Linked DNA regions of Mus musculus: regions 1, 2, 4, 5, 6 and 7 are each linked to region 3. Evidence: chromatin contacts called from ENCODE Hi-C data. All regions are on one chromosome and are shown on one strand. The core of a region is the stretch at or near the end of the contact, and the rest is flanking DNA. Distances in the headings are between cores, read along the strand shown.

Region 1 (2,975 bases), core at 105-2,604, about 79 Mb after region 3:
GTCCCCTCATCCCCAACTCTTCACTTTTCCTCTGACTTCTATGTGCATACTTATAACACACACACACACACACACACACACACACACACACACATACACACCCCTGTAAAAGGACAAACCACAAGCACTGAAGGTCATTTCTCACCTGTCTGGGTCTCCTATGACTTGGCTGGAGCCTTCATCCCTGGGATTCCCAACTGAAAACCTTTCAAAGGCTGACATACCAGGATGGAAAAAAATTCTCTTATCATTTGGAGAAAATAATTTCAGGCTGGGTGGATAAACATGTACAGGAAATGCTTCTATAGAGGTCTTGATCCTCTGAAGATTAACACCCACGGAACAGGAGACCAGCCTCAAACTCAGAGGAAATAGGCAAGTTATAAAAACAGGAAGAGCAGGAAGTTTATTTTTGGATGAATATTTGTTCTAGTGACGCTCGCTCTCGACGCTGACAAGAACCTTGATCCGCAGGTCGTCCGCTGCAGCTGAGCGGCTGCGCTCCGTGGCTCCACAGAGGGCCTTGCCTCACTCCTGCATATCTGCCTCACTGCCCCTGGCTCAGGACTCCTCTCCAGCAGCCCCGTAGTCCTACAAGATCTCTAGCTCAGGCAAAACCTCACCCACCCCAGCCCCAGCTAGCCGAAACAGACTATCTCTGCAAGGCTGTCAATGAATTGCTAATGGTTGGTATCCTCCCAGTGTTGCAGCGTGATGGCCTCAGCTGCCCTCAGCAGACTGGTAACCTATCCTGTTTTACACTCAAGAGTTTCAGCCCCAACACACACACACACACACACACACACACACACACACACACACACACACAAATAAGAATTTCAAGATCACAAAAGAGCATTACACCAGGTGCAAGGCCGAATGTGACAGCACAGCTTACACCCGGGCCCTCGCCCATGGCTCCCTCTTGGTGGGAGTGGGGGTTGAGGGGGTGCTACTGTCGGGAGCACTGGTTTAGAGCTGTTTTATTATTTACCTCTCATGCCTCTCACCTCATTAGACCAAGTGCCCCAGGGCCCCACTGCTTAGCCATCACTATGCTCTCTCCTCCACCTGCCAAAGAAACCACCAGGCACACAGTAGGCTTGTTGTGACTTCTACTCAACAGTCAGGAGGAATTTTGCTCTCCACTCCTCTCACCTGTAGAGTCTCCTATGACCTTGGCAGGTAAACCCACAAAGGGAAAATAAGAATCTACCTGGCATTTTCCTTTTACTTAGGAGGAAAGGGCCTGTCCTCTAGAGCAGCAGAGGTCTTGAAAGGAAACTCCTCCCATCAGCCACTAGACGAAGCCAGCTGCCAGACACTAGCTGTGCTGTTGACTCTGATAGCCGTTTCACGGGTGCACAGAACAGCACAGCACAGCATAGCACAGCACAGTGGGTGGAGAGACTGGGATGAGGAGTCTGCGTTGCTCTCTGCCCTTCCTCCACGATAGCATGCTGACCCCAGGGGAAGAGCTTGAGTTAATGATGGATTTCTCTGCCTCAGCCATTAAAGTAGGAGAGATGCCTGCAGTGAGCTCTCGTCTTCTCGGCAATGGGTGAGCTTTACTGGGAAAACGCTTGTTCTGAGCAGAGACAGCGAGGGAGGAAGCTTGGGGGTCAGAAGAGCATCACCTCCCTAAACGGCAGATGTCTGCTCACTAGTAGCACTAGTCTACAGGTGTAGCTTGAACCCAATACGAAGCACTGGCTGGCCTTGAACTTGCAGTGGTCTTTTTGCTGACTGCTGGCATTACAGGTGTGGTCCCCATACAAAGCTTGCTTCATTATTTGTTTAAGAGAAAGAAAAACACTGGAGGTTCCAAATAGCTTCCTAACTATGTAGGCAAAGTTGATTTTTCCAGTAATTCAATGAGTGTGGACTGTCTGTCCCCATATCAGATGGCACGGGGTGGTATTATATATCTGCAAGCAGTGTGCCTCTAGTATCAGGTCTTCACCGTACTGAATGAAGGACCCTTTGACTTCAACAGGCATACCATCATTGTAACAGCAGCTGACATCTGAGATGTTGGACAGACACTGGATCAGGGTCGGTGACTTATTCTGTCTTCTCCGAAGGCACTTGTGAAATCCATGCTCCCCTTGTTTCTCCATTTCCACCCGTACTTCAGAGTCTCCCTTTAAAAAACAAGGTCGCTTGTGACTGAGATGGAGACCCACGTGGCAGTGTGAGTAAGCTGGCACTTGTCAAATGTCCATCAGCCTTATCCAAACAGTATCGTCCCCATTTTACAGATGAGACTCCTTCAGGTGAAGGGGCAGGCTTCGTCTCCAGACCACGGCTTCTGTGGTTGCTTTCTCTTTGGTGGGGTTGGCCATCCCTCCACAGCATGGACTCCTGCCAGAAGTATCTCATTTTCCACGGCTAATGACAAGAAGGCCTGACTGAATTGCTGGCTTTTGCACAAAGAAATGGTTAAGTCCACCCAGTTCCCGGTTTATATACTAGAGAGCGACAGGCAAACATGCTCAATATGGGGCCTATAAAAGAAAACTTACACGAAAAATGTAAAATATACCATAAATGCTTCTAAGTTATTTCTGAACCTAACAAAATCTCACGGAGTGCAAGACATTTGCGAGCACATTGAATGGAGGGGGTCACTACAGTACTTGATTAAAACAAATTCAGAGCCGGGAGGTGGTGGCACACGCCTTTAATCCCAGCACTTGGGAGGCAGAGGCAGGCGGATTTCTAAATTCGAGGCCAGCCTGGTCTACAGAGTGAGTTCCAGGACGGCCAGGGCTATACAGAGAAACCCTGTTTTGAAAAAAACCAAACCAAACCAAACCACCATATCTCCTATTTAGATCTAGGTTGTCAAGCTAAAAACAACTATATAGACATATGCTTCACCAATACTGAAAAGCTAGGACAGTAAGTCTCTAACCACCATTAACTATGACTCACCCAGGAGGCTTGTGCCACACAGGTTACCACACTACGGC
Region 2 (2,839 bases), core at 255-2,754, about 78 Mb after region 3:
GGTTCACAGAGGCAGATCATAATGATAGCAGTAACAGGCTGGAGGAGACAATCACAAATCTGATTCGGAATATGCTGAGCTGAGATGCTGCAGAATGTCTGGGTGGAGCTGTAAAGCAGGCAATTGGAAACCCACTTCTGGAACATGACTTCAGTCTTTTGCATAAAAGCAGCAGCTTAGGAAAAAGGAGGCAGAGCTACCTGGAAATGAGGAACATGGGTCTGTAGGAATCATCCATCCTTGCACAGAGAGGTAAACCATGTTCTGGGAAACAAGATAAAAATATGTATAGGTCCTCATCTAATGAACACACCTCCCTCCCACCAATAAGCTCCTATTTCAACAAGCTGTACATGACAGCTAAATGGCTTCATGTAAGGAACTCTTTGCTGTCTCAACAATTGGACGTTTTACACCTCGACAGGACATATTGATTTGCACAGGTTTCTGTTATGGTATACTTCAAAATTACTTTACTTCACATTGTCTTCCTCTTTAACTCAGCTACACCTAACTAGGGCTTTCTTGGAGGTCTGGGGAGGTAGTTCTTTTCAAAAGCAGAATAGGGAAAAATAAATAAATAAATAAATAAATAACACAATAAACGACTGCCAAGGTTTCCCTTTTTATCTGCTGTGGCCCGGGAAGATAGTAAATAAATGGCATTTTTAAAAAATCCATTGAACCATCTTTCAGACTGGCCAAACACTTGACTGAACTGTTGGCGTGCCAAGTCTGGAGACCCGGAAGGGGGTGGTTAAAATCCCGCTTGTGTTTCAGCTTAAGTTACATGGCAGACACGCCACCGAAAGTGGTGGCGTTAGAGCTCTGTTTCTCTGGGAGAGTTTTACGTCTTCAGCCTGCACACACCAGGCTTCTCCCCAGAGTCCAATGGACTCGCCCCAGAGGGCGCTAGTGCACGCAGTGGCTCACCCTTGGCACTGTGCATAGTGCCACCCGGACTCGCTGGTCACCTAAGGGTAAAGCTCTGCTAGAGTCTTGTACGTGCACGCAATGAGACTTTCCCCCATCCACCCACTCCTTTGTCTCTGTACCAGGAAAGCCTACAGAGCCCTTAGAAGAAAGGATTTCCCGCAGGATGGAGGTTGGGTCGTTCCGGACTCCCTAGCGGAGGGCGGGCACCAACCTCCGAGGGCTCCCCTCCTCCACCAGCTGAGGAGAAGAACTGCCGAGGCGTTCCAGACGCTCCCCTCCCTCTCTCCCCGAGGCCTGGACAGTAGGACTGAAAGCTGCCAGGAGACAGGATTGGCCGATGGCCTCACGCCCCGTCGGGAGAGCCCAGCCTGCCTGTCTCTCACTCTCTTTGCTGTGCCTCCCGGAGGGTGGGAGAAGGGCGGGACCTGGGAAACGTCAGGGAGGTGGGGAACGGATATTCAGGGTTCTAATTGGTCGTAACATCGGAGGTGCGCCTACATGGGCGGGGCGAGCTCAAGCCCCGCCCTCCTTCCTAGGCTGCAGCCTCCAGCGTGCCTCCTGCGTTGCATCATCTCCAGCCTGCAGCGGCTCTGAAAGAAGGCTGGGCGCGGCGCGGTCTGCTCTGCCTGGGCTCCAACCCACAACCCACGTCTCTCTTTTATCTTTCTGAAAAGTGTTCCTGTAGGGACTCACAGAGCTCGGAAGCCGCAGCTGGCACAGGCCACTGTCTCCGCCTGATCCATTCATTCGAAACCGGTCTTTTCTCCAAGTTCCTTGAGTGTTACCGCTTAGAGCGGTGGGCAACGACATGGAGAAGAGCGGCGAGACCAACGGCTACCTCGACGGCACCCAGGCAGAGCCTGCGGCCGGGCCCCGAACGCCCGAGACGGCGATGGGCAAATCGCAGCGCTGTGCTAGCTTTTTTCGGCGCCACGCGCTGGTGCTGCTCACCGTGTCGGGAGTGTTGGTGGGTGCCGGCATGGGCGCGGCGCTGAGGGGGCTGCAGCTCACCCGCACCCAGATCACTTACCTGGCCTTCCCGGGCGAGATGCTGCTCCGCATGCTGCGCATGATCATCCTGCCGCTGGTGGTTTGCAGCCTGGTGTCGGGAGCCGCCTCCCTGGATGCCAGCTCCCTCGGGCGTCTGGGTGGCATCGCTGTTGCTTACTTCGGCCTCACCACGCTGAGCGCCTCGGCTCTCGCCGTTGCTCTGGCGTTCATCATCAAGCCAGGGGCGGGCGCGCAGACCCTCCAGTCCAGCAGCCTGGGGCTGGAGAACTCAGGGCCTCCTCCGGTCTCCAAAGAGACAGTGGACTCTTTCCTCGATTTACTCAGGTACTGCTCTCCACCCCGCCAAAGGCACGGCGGGAGACGCCACGTGCACTCATATCACCTAGAGTTAATTCAGTTACTGTTGGCCCTTAACACTAAATTTCATATTTACGTCTGGGCTACGTGCTGGCCACACCTTTAAAGACTGGAGGCCACAGCTTTTTGCTGGAACCGATTTTCCGTTAGGTGGGATGTTAAGTGTATACCTTCTCAGTTGTGCTTTACTCCTTACACTGGGCTCTCTCAGTTTTGTTTGTTTGTTTTGTTTCGTTTTTTTAATTGTTCCTGTTTTCTCCCCTACATCACCCCAAAGCTTCCAGGACATTGAGTGACTTTCACCAGAGGAGCTATCCAGCTTGTAGTCTGAGGTTTTCTCTGATTCAGCCTTTGGTCTGGAAGGAAGTTGGCAATTTTCAGCAGAATTATGGATGTGTCCAAGAATAATAAAACTGGAGTTAGTTATGTGGAGCCCGTTGCCCAGCTACGTGACTGCCTCTCAGGCTTAGGACAGGTTGTGGACGTTCTTGGTCAGGATCATGGGGCCTAGCGTTATTTCTTTGTAGAAAGCGGG
Region 3 (2,960 bases), core at 115-2,614:
TAGGACCTGTGGACACTAGGGAAAGAAGCAACCGCACTGGGCCCAGGAGCCTGGGCAGTCAGAGCTGGGCAGCTTCCCCAGTTGCCCTTTCCTTGGCAAGGCTACACTTGTTTGCACCCTCCATTTCCTTCCCACCCACCTCCTAGCAACACCAGTATAAGTGGGCAAATTTCCTAGTTCCTCTCTCCCAACTACTTCTTTGCCTTTGTTAGTTCTGCTTACGATATATCCCCTTTCCAATAGAAAGAATTCGTATTTGTCCTATAAGACTCAACTGAAGGACTGGAGAGATGGCTCAGCAGTTAAGAGCACAGACTGCTCTTCTGGAGGTCCTGAGTTCAAATCCCAGCAACCACGTGGTGGCTCACAACCATCCATAATGAGATCTGAGCTACAGTGTACTTATAATCAATCAATCAATCAATCAATCAATCAATCAATCTTTGGACTCTGAGCAAGCAGGACTGGAGTAAGAAGGAAAAAAAAAGACTCAACTCATGTCACCTGCTCACCCCTTTACTCCTTTGGGCATTTTGGTGACTCTGCCTGCATTCCCAAGGCATCTTGTATATCCACTTCTGAAACACCTGCTAATTCATCTTGTTACCATCCATCTGTTCACCTGACTGCCTTGCCTACTCAACTGTGACTTTCCTGAGGGCAGGAAATGGGCCTGAGTCACCTCTACAGCATCAGCACCATGTCTGGTAGAAACAAGGATAGAAAGAGTGAGCTTGGTCCTGGGAGACATGCTGGAGGGAGAGGGACCAAGAGGATGTGGGGCCTGCAAGGATCACAAGTTTGACAGTTTAGGACTCTGTCTTTGAAGTCGAGGTATCTCACCTGGGGATCCAGGAGACACACCCAGGTTTTCCTGGTGGGTGGAAGAGATCAGACACATCAGCTAGCCTCCATGGGCCTCACCTTTCTGTAGTACTTGACAGAGGCAGGGAAACAGGAAGGAGCACACAGAGATGTTGGGGCCATCCTGCCATCTACAATATACTTTCCAGCCCTTGTTCCTGGAAGGGTTGGGATGGCCTATGTCCCTCCAGAGACCAACTGAGTGTACCTAGAAGGACCTACCCTTCACCAGAGTGGCACTCAAAGGGCTGCCTCTCTTCTCTCTAAGGCCTACTATGAGTCCTACCCCCAGTAAAATGCAGGGAGATTTATGGCCATGATAAAGGATAAGAAATCCCATGCCCATTTGGCCCCAACCTTCCCCTGGTTCCCCAGAATGTCCCCCTGCCTCCTCAGCCATCATTGATCTTACCAGGGAAGGGTGATGCTGGATCCTGTCTGGCAGCTGGTGTGTGGTGAGGAACCAGAGCTCGTTCTGTCTATAGGGTGAGGGAATGACTGGCTGTCCTTTATCAGGACTGGCTGCTTTATGCCTCCATGGAGGCGGGGATGTAAGCTCCCACAGACCCCGCCTCCCACAATGACCCCACCCCTTTTTGTTCCACTTCCAGGAGAACAGCATCAACCTGTTTGAAGTGCCCCGCCTCAGGTCCTGTGGGGGTGGGTAAAAAGATGCCAGGCAGGTGTCTGTGTTGCTGGGGCTGAGACAGAAAGAAGGGGGACTGAAAGTTTGCTTATAGACTGGGGAGGAAGGGAGGCAGTGGGAATTGGCTGTGTGCGTGTGTGTATGCACTTATGCTTATTTGTGTGTGAGTGTGCATGTGAGTGTGTGTGTGTGTACTCATGCATGCGTGTAATTGTGTGCAGGGGTGATACAGGGTGGATCACTGCCCTGATGTCATCTGGAAGCACCTGCCATTCATCTGAGGCCTTGTGGAAATGATAAGTGATAAGAAATCCTGTATGTTCAGGGACTACAGGCAGCAGAGCAGCTGAAAATCTGCCCTTCAACTTTGTATGCATCAGCCTGCTGATTCTTACCTCTCTCTATGTGTATATGTGCCTTGGCTACACATGCATAACTTGGTACCAGTATGCACAGAAGTCTGAGGAGGCAGGATAGAGTGAGCTCATATGGCCTTCTATAATTTGGAAGCATCTCTAAGTATATGGAATATATGCTCACACACAGGCAGAGGTGGATCTCAGCGGTGAGATGACGGACAGCCCAGGATGTATGCTGTGGGCGTTCAGCTGTCTCCCTGTAGGTCATTCAGGAACTTTCTCTCTCTCTCTCTCTCTCTCTCTCTCTCTCTCTCTCTCTCTCTCTCTCTCTCTCTCTCTCTCTCTCTCATGTTAGTGCACTGCTGCTCTCTTCAGACATACCAGAAGAGGACTACATATTCTATTACTGATGGTTGTGAGCCACCATGTGGTTGCTGGGATTTGAATTCAGGACCTCTGGAGGAGCAGTCAGTGCTCTTAACCTCTGAGCCATCTCTCCAGCCCCCATTATCTTATTAAAGTTGCTCCTTGGAAATCACTTAAAAGAGGATTCTACACACACAGGCAGGTCTCTAAATTACAATTTATGTGATTTACTGCAAGGCCATATGAAGAAGCAGTTTCCTGGAGATTTCCTTAGGGACTGGTAGGAGTGAGGAAAGAGTCTCACACTCTGCAAAAATATCTTTAAAACTTTATTACTTTACTTTCTCAGAATCCTTCCACACTTTGTTCTGCCTCTCTGGTCCCCATCCTTCACCCCTTTTCTTTCCTCCATTCCCTTCCACTTCTCACCTGGCACAGCTATCAGCATCTTAGACAGACAGCTCTAGCTCCTGTTTGCTGTCAGGTGCCCATCCCCCTTAGGAAAGGTGGAGTTGGGTTCTTGGGTGTGTGGGATGGTTTTGTTATATGACAGTACAAGTGCAGAAGTGTGGTATTTGTGTTATACAAATCTGTTTTTCCTTTCCCCCTAGTTTTCTGTCTCTGTTTCTTTAAACCACTACAATGTAGGGCATCTGAAATCTTGTATATATAGTCCAGAGGTTGTGTGAACACCTTAATTAGCTCTGCAAAGGTGGCCCAACCAA
Region 4 (2,700 bases), core at 199-2,698, about 79 Mb after region 3:
CCTGATGCCACACAGCATGTCATCTCTCTCTGTGTGGGCTGAGCAAGCTGAACCCAGGCTTGGCTGAGTCCGCACAGCAAGCATCATACATCCAGCCGTCCACTTGCTTTGCAAACCTAAAGTTTGCTCTCTTGTTGCTTCAATCATAAGACCAATTAGGGGCTGGAGAGATGGCTCAGTGGTTAAGAGCACTGACTGCTCTGCCAGAGGTCTTGAGTTCAATTCCCAGCAACCACATGGTGGCTCACAACCATCTGATTCACTCTTCTAGTGTGTGTGTGTGTTTGTGTGTGTGTGTGTGTGTGTGTGTGTGTGTGTGTGTGTGTGTGTGTGAAGATAGCTGAAGTGTACTCATATAAATAAAAAATAAATGTTAAAAAAAAAAGACCAATCAGAACCAAGTGTACTTTTTAGAACTTGGCAAACTGAGGCAGGAAGACAGCCTCAATGTCAAGGCAAGCCTGAGCTGCACCTAAGATCCTGTCCAAAACCACGCCACCCATTCTTGAGGATTAACAGTTGCTGGGGAAAGGAGAGGCATTTTCCTGAGTGACATAGCTCTGAGAAGTCACTCGCGCTTCTGTAAGTAGCCCTAAATTAAAGAACGGTATTGGCTTAGGCCGGGGCGCTGCACACTTTTGAAACCAGCACCGAAGGGACAGTAGCAGACCTATGTGGGTTCCAGGCCAACTAGGGCTACAAAATGAGACCTTGTCTCAAACAGACAAATCAACTGGATGGGTAACACACGGAGACGATGCCTGTCCCTGCTTTACCTCAAGTGAGAAGAACACAGGAAGGCAAACAGACAGCCTCCCCCAGAGCTCGGCTTTGAGGACAACGCTCCCTTGGGCTCTCGGAGAGTCCCCACCATGAGAGAATAGGACATTCTGGGTACTTCAGGACAAACAGCAGTATAGGGAAAACTATGAGAAACAGAGGACTGGGGGCGGAGGTCTGGGGGTGGGGGAGCAACAAAAAAAAGAATGTTAAAATGACCAGAAGGGGCTGGGGAGATAGATGGCTTAGAGGGTGAGAGCGCCTGCTACACTGAGAGCACCGAGCACCCACACCAGGCAAGCCACGAGCACTTCTGTGAGGAGCAGCTCAGAAGGAACAAGAGGATCATGGGGCTTGCCGGCCACAAGCTCCACGTTCAGTGGGACACTGTGTCACCATAAGACAGTGATGAAGGACGTCCAACGTTATCCTTGGATGTCTTATCAATCCATATTCTCTTAAATTCTCTTGCCCCATTCTTTCCTGGAGTCCTCTTGGCACCCTGTACAGTCATAAATCCTCAGCAGACAGGCCAGGCGTGGCAGCTCACACCTGAACTCCCAACACTCTGGAGGCTCAGGCAAGAGTATGTCTGACGTGTGTGGCTCACAGCCATCATCCCAGCACTTGAAAGTCACCCTTGGCCAAGTTCAGAGACAGAGGCCAACCTAGGCTACCTCAGATCCCATCTAGACAGAGCCCACTCTCTCTGGGTAAGGCTCTCAGTGTGAAATGCACAGCTGACACCTGGGTGGCAGAGGGTCCCTAGCCAGACCTAAGGACGTCTGGCCTCCACTGGTGTGACTCACTGTAGAATACACAACCCACCCGTTAATCTCATGGGTTAGTTCTCGCGTTTTCGGCTTTCCTGTTATTGCCATTACCTGCTGCCTTCTCTCTTTAAATGTTCATTTTCCATGAACCAAGCACATTCTTTCATTGAATGCTACAGTAATCCTTTGAGGATTCAGGAGACGCTTCGAAAGCAGCTGCCAGGCAGCCTGGCTCTCCCCTACTTCCCCACCACTAACGATGCTCCTGCTGCTCATAGTGGAGGTCAGGTTAGGGAAAGAGCCCACCAGGGCATCACCGTTCTGGCCATCAACCTTCTCTGAAGCAGTGCCTCCACGCGATGACAAGGCAAGTGGCACTTCTGCCTGTGCGCTTTACTGCGCCAGCGTGTACAGGTTCTGAGAAGGCACTGTCTCCAAAGGGCCTGGAAAGCCAAGCTGCAGCAGAGGGCAAAGTGAGGGGTGGAATGGTGGCTGAAAGCTCACTTCCTTGTCTTAATTGGCATCCATCTTAGTGTTAATTGGCTTGGAGTTAAGTACCTTTCATATGAACCTGGGGAAGCTGACCTTTGGAGCGGCTGGTGACTTGGTGGGTAAATATGTCTTTATGGACTTCATAAAATGCAGTCTGTGTAAACACGCCCTCAAGAACTGTTAAGGGCACTGGGTGGCTGGGGTATGGCACAAAGGTGGCCTTTAAGACTGCTGAGTGCTCGGTGGTTAGACATTTAGGAAATCGAACATGCAGATATAGTTTCAGTTTGTGGGGGGGATCTCAAACTGGCAGGCAAGCAGAGGAACCTCCTGGGGACCACACCAAAACGCAGATCAGGGCTGAGGACACAGCTTAGGTGGTAGTGTTCCTCGGCAAACATAAAGCCTGGGGCTCCATCCAGCACCACATAAAACTGGGCATGGTGTACATATTGGGGAGGTGAAGCCTGAGAGATCAGGAGGAGTTCAAGGCTAGCCTTGGCTATGCAGCAAGTCTGAAGCTAGCCTGGGCTATATAAGAACACACACACACACACACCCCTAAAGCATACTGCAGCGCGCGCACACACACAATCCCAGTACTCCAAAGCAGAAGTAAAAGGACTGAGGTTAAAGCCTACCCTGGACCACACAG
Region 5 (2,718 bases), core at 174-2,673, about 79 Mb after region 3:
TAAGCTTGCACCTTTTCTATTTCACCGTACATTTTGATTAGAGCTATTTTGCAGGCCATGAAAATGAATAATGAGTTTATTCGAGTTACTAGAACTGTGAAGATAGGGTCTAGAACTGATCTATACTTAACTAACTTTATCCAGGGTCGGTTCATCTAAATCGGGAGCATGGATTATTCCTAGGCTACAATATTCCCTGCCCCTCCTCTTCCTTTCCCATACTCATTCCTGTTCTCTCTTTTCATACTTGACTTGGACACCTCAGTTAGTATGCAAGGAAAATAGAATTAAAGGGAACTTAGAGTCACTTTTTATTATTGCTGGACAATTTGTTATAAAAGCTGAGAATGCAAGGCCAGAACACTGCTGCGGCTATGAAGGGCCCTGCAGGACAGCTGCTCACCATCACACTTCATGATCACTAGCATGAGCAGAAATTATCATTGTGCGATGGCTGCGCATGCAGATAGGCTAGTGGGGAGTTTTGATTGGTGGGATAGGAAATGACCTTTCATGGTACACTCACATGCACACGCCTATCACCTACCAGCAGTGCCAGCACAACAGACCCTTATACGACAAAACCAGGTTCATTCCCTGACTCTTGAGAATCTTGATTTGCGATTCTTATTGGACTGGACTCAAGATTTCAGAGTTTTGGCTTCTTTGTCTTTTTTCCCTTAGGATGTAGTCTTTGGAGAAAGTACAGAGGTTTATTTAAAGTGCTTATTTCAACTACAGCTTATCCAGGCATAGACTACTGAGGGCATAATAACTAGGTTTCCTTTACCAAGACTGTCACAATTGAGGAAATCCTTGAGTGGACACGTCTCCATAGCAATTGTTCAAATACAGAAACTTCCTGGTGAAATCCCTCCCGCTAAGGCAAGGAGCTCTTAACTGCCCCCATCTGTTTTCCTGGGGACCCCTTGATCCCCCCATTCCTCACAGCCATCTCTTATCTTCTGTTCTGGAAAGGAAGGAAACTGATCTTGGGGAGGCGTGTTCTTGCGCATCCCATCCCCCACCCACTCTAATATGACTCTATGTAGATATTAGGGGACCTGTTTTTGGTTCTGTCACTTGGAATTTCTCCATTAATGGAGTCTCTGAAGACATCTTAGGAATGAATAATATCTTTCATCTCATTGGAATATGTATGGGATTCCCATCAAACCTGTCCTCGTGTGACTCCGAGTAGACAGGCGGCGAGGTTTCCTCTTTCAAGTCTCTGTCAAGAATAAACACTTAGTTCTCAGTAGTGCCAGATGAAAACCTGATAGTGGACGCTTTGCTCTGAAAGCAGAATGTGGCCCAGCTGTTCTGTGGTTTATGAATTTTTTAGCAAGGCTGGGGTTGGCAGCGAAGCCAGCGTTGGCTGAGTTGGGGCGTACGCTGGGGGTTTGATTACTTCAAGCAGGGGACGGAGAAACTTGGCGGTGCTTTCTGGGTTTCCCCGGGGAGGTTTTGTTCAAAGCCAAGCTCAGAAAATGGAAAATAAAAGAAGCCAACTGAGTTCAGAAGCTTGAGGCTAGACCAGTCCCATACCAAGCCTGTTCTATACCCGCTGAGAATTAGACCAATCGCAGCAGCAATAGTACTGTAAATTCTGTGGACTCAGAGTTGATCTGAGGCCAGTTCAAGACTGGGCTCCTGTTGTGTCTGGCTGCTCTGAACCTGTCCTCAAAGGGCAGTCCCTCTGGGGCCCTGCTTGGCAGAGGTGATTTTCTATGTGAGTCCTCATTGATTTTGCTTGGACCCAGTGGGAAATGACAGTTGACAGAAAGTAGCATTACCCAGAACGTCTTTAGCTCAAGCATTTTCTTCTCTCCACATCACCTCCTTCCCATGCTTCTGAGGGCCAGAGGTTGACTCTCTAAACATTGTTTCAATTTCTTCAGTCTAGTGGTTTCCCATTGGGGCAAAGGAAAAATACTCCCCCCCCCCCCCCCCCGACTCCCTGCTAGAGGCCAGAGGACACTTTCTGGTGCAGGGGAGCCAGGTTAGGAGTTTGGAATCTATAGAAATTCATTCCTTCAGGGATTCTGGCCCTGGGGAGCCAGAGAGATAGCTCAGTGGTTAGGCGTACTTGTTGCTCTTACCAAAGACCTGGGTTCAATTCCCATCACTCTTATGGTGAGTGATTCACAGTCACCCATAACTCCAGTGACCTTTGAGGGCACCAAGCATGCATGCATGTATATATACACATGCAGAAGAAATGCTAAACCAAAAAATAGGATATATAAACTTAAGAACAAAATTAAATTAAAAAAAAAATCTAAGCCCTTTTCCTCAGTCTAAAAATTTTAAAAATAAAATACCTTTCCCTTAATCTAGTGGTAAAGAGGGGAATGAAATGACCCCTTTGATTTTGTAGATATTGCAAATGGGCCACCCCATTAGATGACTGCCACTGAGTCTACCTGACTCAGCACCAGAGGTCTCCATTGTGATCTAGAATTCATTACAAAGTAAATGAATTAGGATATCAGGCTCAGATGGTGACTTTAAATCCACCCAGGTATATCCGAAGGTCAGCTTTGGTTACCGTGCTCTGGCACGTTGGTCTACACCTCTCCTATAAGTTAGGAATTACAGTCATTTTGTGCAGGGAGGTATAGGTGCCAGTTCTCAGCTCGAGTGGCTCTATGGCCTAGGTGGTCAGGAGAGCCTTGCTGAGGGGCTAATGTTTGAACTCAGCTATGAAGGAGTGAG
Region 6 (2,880 bases), core at 95-2,594, about 79 Mb after region 3:
GCGACTTAGGCGGGAAGCAGCTGCCACTTGGCCCAGAGACGGTGACAAGCCCGGGTCTCCCCGAGGGGCGAGCACAAGCACCTCTGACTAAGCACCGAGAGCTTTGTTCCCCTCGGGCCTGCGGGCCGGGCACACGCACGGGCACGCGCTCTCCCTCACATACATGCCAGGAGCGCGCTTCCCCGCACGCTCTCCCGCCCTCGCTGCACACGCTTCGGATCCGCCCCCAGTGCTGCCCCGACACCGCGGGGCGCGTGTGCCGGCCCACACGCGCGTGCACACACTCACGCGCGCCGGGACTCGGCAGGCTGCTCCCGCGCTCTGGCCGCTGCGAGGACCCGGGCGCACTGACCCTGTGCCGAGCCCGACTGGCCCTCCCCCAACTCCTCCGTGTTTTTATGAATGAAAATGTGGTATGCAAATGAGAGCGATTCAAGAAAACGAAATGGCGGAGCCCGGGCCCCAGAGGGCTCCGGAGAGGGCTATGGGAGGGCAGCAGTGCCAGGAGTCACAAAGTCACCATGCACACAGACCCATCGACCCCGGGATGCCCCGCGTGGAGGGCGTCAGAGCTTCCGCTCCCGCAGCCCGAGGACCGCCCCGAGGTCATTTGCGCGCCCTTGGCCCGGGCTGCGACCTGGACTTGCAGACCCCAGGCGGTTTCTGCCGTCTCCCCCAGCCAAGTCAAGAGCCTCGCGCATAGCCCCGACAGCTCAGCCAGCGGCTGCACCCCAGGCCAAGTTCCTCCGACGAGTCCCCTCCTGCGTCCTTGGCGGCGGCCCCCACACCACCCCTCCGGGCACCCGCGTCCCACCCGCGGCTAACTTACTCGTCCGGGTGTGTTTCTTCGGTCATTTTCTTGTTCACCTAGACGCCTGTCCCGCGGCATGCAGCCTGGCTCCCTTCATCTTCCTGTGCGCTCGCCCCCCTTCTTCACATCTCCGACATCTCCTGATTTGGTGGTGGAGGGGGGGAGCTAGAGATGAAGGGGGCGCCGAGGCAGGCGGGGAAATGGAGAGCCCCGAGATCAGGGCGAGGTCTGGGAAGGGGCACACCAGGCAGCGGACGCCGTGGGCCGGCCGGGCACGGCCCCGGGGCTCTGAGGGGGTGCAGAGGCGAGATTTGGGAAGGGGACCCGGAGGGGGAGAGCAGCAGAAAAACAAGCACGCTCCGGGCGGCGGGCGGGCAGTCGGCTGCGCTGGGGCCGGGCCGGGGTCGCCCCCGGGGACCGGGCCAATCAGGGTTCCGGGTAGTGCTCGGCGGCCGGGGGAGATGCGCCTGGGAGGCGGTGCAGGGCGCCCCGTCCGAGCCCCATCTCGCCACTCCACCGATTTACTCCATATTGGATTCTCAGCGCCGCCAACAGGAGGAGGAAGTAGGGCGGAAGCGATGACGTCTTCCCAGCGGCCAGAGGTGGTGGAGTGCAAAAAGCTTCCTACTTGCGACCAAAATAAAAGAGAGAGAGGAGAGAGAGAGGAAAAAAACACACTCACAAAACACTTTGTCCCGCCTACTGAGCGTGCCCCTCTTCTACTCCCCCTCCCGCTAGCTTCCAGTCAGGGAGGAGCCTCGGAACAGCATGGTTGGCACTGCGTTTGTCAGGATCCGAATCCTTGTCTCCGGTGCTCCGGGTTTTAGGAAGCCCAAGAGGGAGGAGGCGGGAGCCGAAGACAAGAGCACATCTGGCTCCCGTTTTGTCCCTCCCTCCTTCCAAACCTTCGGATTAAAAATCAAGGGGGGAGGTGGCGGAGGGCGGAGATGGGGAGGAGTTTAGATGTTGCCAGAGAGTTTGGGTTTGGAGAAACACTGCGGGGTGGGGGTTGGGGGCAGTGCAGGTGGCCTCCGCTGGCCTCCACACGATGGGATTACTGTCATGCAACACCATGCCCACCTAGAGCGGGCATATTTTTAAAAATATGTACGCAGAAAACAAAAGGCAAACAGCCATAAAACTTTGGCATTGCAGGCAGAGATGAAGTTTAAAGGTAACACCAAAGTAAATTATCCAGTCTGTGAATAACGTTTCTTGTCTCCAGCTCTTAGAAGTCTACTCTTAGTTTACTGGGTCACAGATTACTACCTTTGATGGGGTTTGGCCAAAGAGAGACCCAGGAACTCATTACTCCACCCCCGACCCGTCTTCCCTTCCCTTCCCTTCCCTTCCCTTCCCTTCCCTTCCCTTCCCTTCCCTTCCCTTCCCTTCCCTTCCCTTCCCTTCCCTTTCCTTCCCTTCCCTTCCTTTTTCTCTCTTTCTTTCTTTCTCTCTCTCTCTCTCTCTCTCTCTCTCTCTCCCTCTCTCTCTCCCTCCCTCCCTCCCTCCCTCCCTCCCCCCCCCTCTCTCTCTCTTTCTTTCCTTCCTTCTTTCTTTTTGAATGTGCGGGGGCAGAAGGAGGATGCATCCATGCATGTCAGCACCATTTGTGGGCAGAGAGGAGAGGCTGTTGGATCTCCTGGAACTGGTTGCTAGCCTCTGTGTAGGTCCTAGGAATTAAACCACAGTCTTATGGAAGATCTTAACTGCGAGCCATCTCTTCATACCTCTCTTTAAATTATTTTTCCTACCATGGCCTAGGACCTGCCTGAGGTTTTCTGAGAGGACCTATGCACCATCTAGACAACGAGCAGGATTGCACCCAGGGCTCAACTTGTGGATTTGCCTGGAATCTGAATTTGCGATATTAAAATCCATTTCAATTTTTGAAGGGGGCACCATGTTTTCACTTGACATGGATGACACCAATTACAGAGTCACTGGGTATTTCCTGAGGTCTTGCCATGGAATAAGGGACAGGGATTATGTCCTCAAGACTAATAGACATTTCTGTTCTCCTGAATATGCCATTAGAGACATTCCACTTAGATTTTAAATAGCTACGAAAC
Region 7 (2,700 bases), core at 124-2,623, about 79 Mb after region 3:
CACTTTTGGGAAACCACATAAACATTTTATTGTAATAGTTTGTTAACATTCAAAACACCAATTGGAGGTAGCTCAGACTTTTTGTCCAAAAACCACTAAAACATAACAATTTTGACATCAGTAGTTTTGGAAATAAGCTTTATTTAGTTTTTTTTTTGGGGGGGGGGGAGAATGTATCTAACTCTTATAGACTAAGTATGTGCCCTAAAGGGGTGAGTGTCAGGGTGACTACTTTGAAAATTTTGGGGACAAGAGAGCCCTGGGAGGTCAAAGGGTCAAACCTGAACGGAGGTTTGTTTAGGACTCTGCCTTTATTGTCGGTCTGCTCGGCGGAGCCTGGGGTCAGCGTTCATAATTAACCAAGATCTAAGGGATTTCCGGCTGAAGACAAACCGACCCCGCCCTGAGAAAACTCTCCCTCCTGTTTTTACCTGAAAGTAATCAATCAAGCTCTCGGGTTTTCCCTTCACTCTTGCACAAACCATATTCCTGGTCCTGTTTAAACCTCAAGGCCACCGACCAGAATGGTTCCCACCCCCATTAAGCGCATCAGCAATAAAACAAAATCAGTTCTTTAAAACACAAACAGCAAAGGGAGTTGCTTAAAGTTAATAATCTCCAACCCAGGGCTCCGACCCACAGCCACCTTCTTCTCTTGACTATTTTTTGTTTTTTTGCTTTTGCCCTCATTATTGGAGAAAGCAAAGGAAGTGGAGTGTCAGCAAGAAACCAGCTGACGGTGGCCAGGGAGTGTGAAATCTAGGTTTATACTTCATCAATAATGCCCCGAACAGTCTGACTACTTCTGCCCAGTCCACAGATGGATTTCTTTCTCCTGCTACCCCGCCCTCCTCCAAGGTCAAAAGGTCAGGAAATGACTTTACCAAATTCAAAACCTACAAACTCTTTTACAGGCCAGCCCAGCTTAAGATCTCTCCCAAACAAAAGGTGATAACGTAGCCCACAGGAAGGAAGGAGAGCCAGGGCCCACAGGCCACAGGCAGGGTTTTTACGAGCCTCACTTTATATTCTAGTCAGAGCCACCCGTAGAGTGTCCTTTCAGGCGGCAAGAGTTAGTGTTTCATTTTGTGCTCTTTCACCTTGGTTCTGAGTTCTGTCATCTCCTTTACTACAGAGGGAAAGATAAGCAATAATGTCCTATTTTCAAGGTATCTGCTCTGCAGTGGGGGCTAAATCTCCACTCCTCAGCAGACACTGGCTAGGAGGCAGCCAAGTTGGTAGTTATCCAATCATGTGGTGACGGGACATTAGGCAACTTAGTTCCACGCTCCTTTTACGCTAGAAAGAACAGGACTGAGTGGGACTCCTCATTCCGGGAGAAAAGGGACCGTTCAAGGTTACTGACCCCCCAGGACCGAGGAAGGGCGGTTCCCCACCGCTGTCCACAGTTTACAAACAAGGGCTCCATGTTGTGGGAAAAGTCCCTGGATCGGTGCTGTTGGGATTTTAAGATTTACTGGCTTAGGTAACAACTGTGAAGGAATTTTAAGTGAAGAGGAATTACTAACAGCCCAACTCCAGGAGAGAGCAACAGCTGGAGGGGGGTGAGGGGCCATCTGGGCTGTTCCTCCTCAACAGAGGTCATTCCATTTGGCATTTATTAGTCTAACTAGACCTGGTAACACATCCTCTTCTCACAACTGGGTGTGACTCTTTGAATCTACTACTGAGCCACAGCCTCTTCATATGCAGCAGGGGGGGGGGGAGTCAAAGGGCTTTTGAGGTCTCTTTACAACTTCTGTATTATTTTTTTTTTTAATTGGCTTTACAGTCCCTTAGTGTTGCCAAGGGCTTTAGCAAACACACGCTACTGAAACATCTTGCAGAAGCAGAAAACTTGTAGTAGTAAAAATCCAACAGAATACATTTAATAGAAAAAGACCAGAAGCCACCAAGACCCATGACAACACCACAGGCCCAGCTCCTTCACTCAGCATGGAGTTACTACGCAATCATAAAACTCCCAGGGTAAGGGAGTCCTATTGAAGTCTTTTGAAAATGGAAGAAAATGGGCTCAGTGGCAGGGTGTTTGCCTAGAATGTGCATGCGCCGCACATGCGAGTACACACACACACACACACACACACACACACACACACACACACACACGCAGAGCATGGAATGTTTTTAGAATAAACTGAATACGCTACATGTGCTGATAAAAGGCTGTAACTAGCATAGGAGGAGTTTTTTCTTGTTTTTAATGTGCACTGGTGTTTTGCCTACATGTATTTGTATGAAGGTATCAGATCTTGGAGTTGCATACAGTTGTGAGCTGTCACATGGGTACTGGGAATTGAAACTAGGTTCTCTGGAAGCACCGAGCCACCTATTCAGCCTCCCCTCGTTTTTTTTTAGATTTATTTTTTATTTTATGTATATGAGTACACTGTAGCTATCTTCAGACAAGCCATAAGAGGGTATCAGATCCCATTACAGATGGTTGTGAGCCACCATGTGGTTGCTGGGAATTGAACTCAGGGTCTCTGGAAGAGAAGTCAGTGCTCTTAACCGCTGAGCCATCATCTCTTCAGTCTTCTTTTTTTTTTTTTTTTAAAGGCAGTTTCACTGTATATTCTGGGTTGGCTTGAGACTCCCATATGTACACCAGGCTAACCTTGAACTCACAGAGATTGACCTGAAGTCAACATAATAAAGCCATCATTGTGAGCAACACTA

The links. A loop is a pair of places that touch in the nucleus more often than their neighbours do.
Region 1: a map of T-helper 1 cell shows a loop between it and region 3 (15-fold over the local background). The contact joins the enhancer-like site here to the promoter of Gsdma in region 3. A Hi-C loop is called at or near these places in 3 of 37 maps with a recorded cell type or tissue (T-helper 1 cell, T-helper 17 cell and T-helper 2 cell).
Region 2: a map of T-helper 17 cell shows a loop between it and region 3 (21-fold over the local background). The contact joins the promoter of Slc1a4 here to the promoter of Gsdma in region 3. A Hi-C loop is called at or near these places in 2 of 37 maps with a recorded cell type or tissue (T-helper 1 cell and T-helper 17 cell).
Region 4: a loop to region 3 is called in a map of regulatory T cell, with 25 times the contacts of the local background. The contact joins the enhancer-like site here to the promoter of Gsdma in region 3. A Hi-C loop is called at or near these places in 2 of 37 maps with a recorded cell type or tissue (T-helper 17 cell and regulatory T cell).
Region 5: a loop to region 3 is called in a map of T-helper 17 cell, with 20 times the contacts of the local background. The contact joins the enhancer-like site here to the promoter of Gsdma in region 3. A Hi-C loop is called at or near these places in 2 of 37 maps with a recorded cell type or tissue (T-helper 1 cell and T-helper 17 cell).
Region 6: a loop to region 3 is called in a map of T-helper 2 cell, with 24 times the contacts of the local background. The contact joins the promoter of Spred2 here to the promoter of Gsdma in region 3. A Hi-C loop is called at or near these places in 2 of 37 maps with a recorded cell type or tissue (T-helper 17 cell and T-helper 2 cell).
Region 7: a loop to region 3 is called in a map of regulatory T cell, with 20 times the contacts of the local background. The contact joins the enhancer-like site here to the promoter of Gsdma in region 3. A Hi-C loop is called at or near these places in 4 of 37 maps with a recorded cell type or tissue (T-helper 17 cell, T-helper 2 cell and regulatory T cell).

What each region holds. Positions count from the first base shown.
Region 1 is chr11:19,961,361-19,964,335 of GRCm38, reverse strand. All of the region lies in intron 1 of Spred2 (sprouty-related EVH1 domain containing 2), which reads right to left. Among named protein-coding and RNA genes, the nearest start is that of Spred2, 38 kb to the right of the region's middle. Within about 2 kb of position 1,354, at least 2 of the 3 ENCODE cell types and tissues checked have a DNase peak (open chromatin) inside an H3K27ac peak, as active enhancers do.
Region 2 is chr11:20,331,378-20,334,216 of GRCm38, reverse strand. Slc1a4 (solute carrier family 1 (glutamate/neutral amino acid transporter), member 4) reads left to right here and starts at 1,504. Exons shown (of 8, transcript NM_018861.3): 1 at 1,504-2,271. The coding sequence starts at 1,745.
Region 3 is chr11:98,662,755-98,665,714 of GRCm38, reverse strand. Gsdma (gasdermin A) reads right to left here and starts at 1,364. Exons shown (of 12, transcript NM_021347.4): 1 at 1,277-1,364.
Region 4 is chr11:19,940,834-19,943,533 of GRCm38, reverse strand. The region is part of intron 1 of Spred2 (sprouty-related EVH1 domain containing 2); the gene reads right to left. Among named protein-coding and RNA genes, the nearest start is that of Spred2, 18 kb to the right of the region's middle. Within about 2 kb of position 1,448, at least 2 of the 3 ENCODE cell types and tissues checked have a DNase peak (open chromatin) inside an H3K27ac peak, as active enhancers do.
Region 5 is chr11:19,600,396-19,603,113 of GRCm38, reverse strand. No RefSeq gene overlaps it. Among named protein-coding and RNA genes, the nearest start is that of Gm39601, 17 kb to the left of the region's middle. Within about 2 kb of position 1,423, at least 1 of the 3 ENCODE cell types and tissues checked has a DNase peak (open chromatin) inside an H3K27ac peak, as active enhancers do.
Region 6 is chr11:19,922,906-19,925,785 of GRCm38, reverse strand. Spred2 (sprouty-related EVH1 domain containing 2) reads right to left here and starts at 1,344. Exons shown (of 6, transcript NM_033523.4): 1 at 830-1,344. The coding sequence starts at 855.
Region 7 is chr11:19,985,569-19,988,268 of GRCm38, reverse strand. All of the region lies in intron 1 of Spred2 (sprouty-related EVH1 domain containing 2), which reads right to left. Among named protein-coding and RNA genes, the nearest start is that of Gm39603, 50 kb to the left of the region's middle. Within about 2 kb of position 1,373, at least 2 of the 3 ENCODE cell types and tissues checked have a DNase peak (open chromatin) inside an H3K27ac peak, as active enhancers do.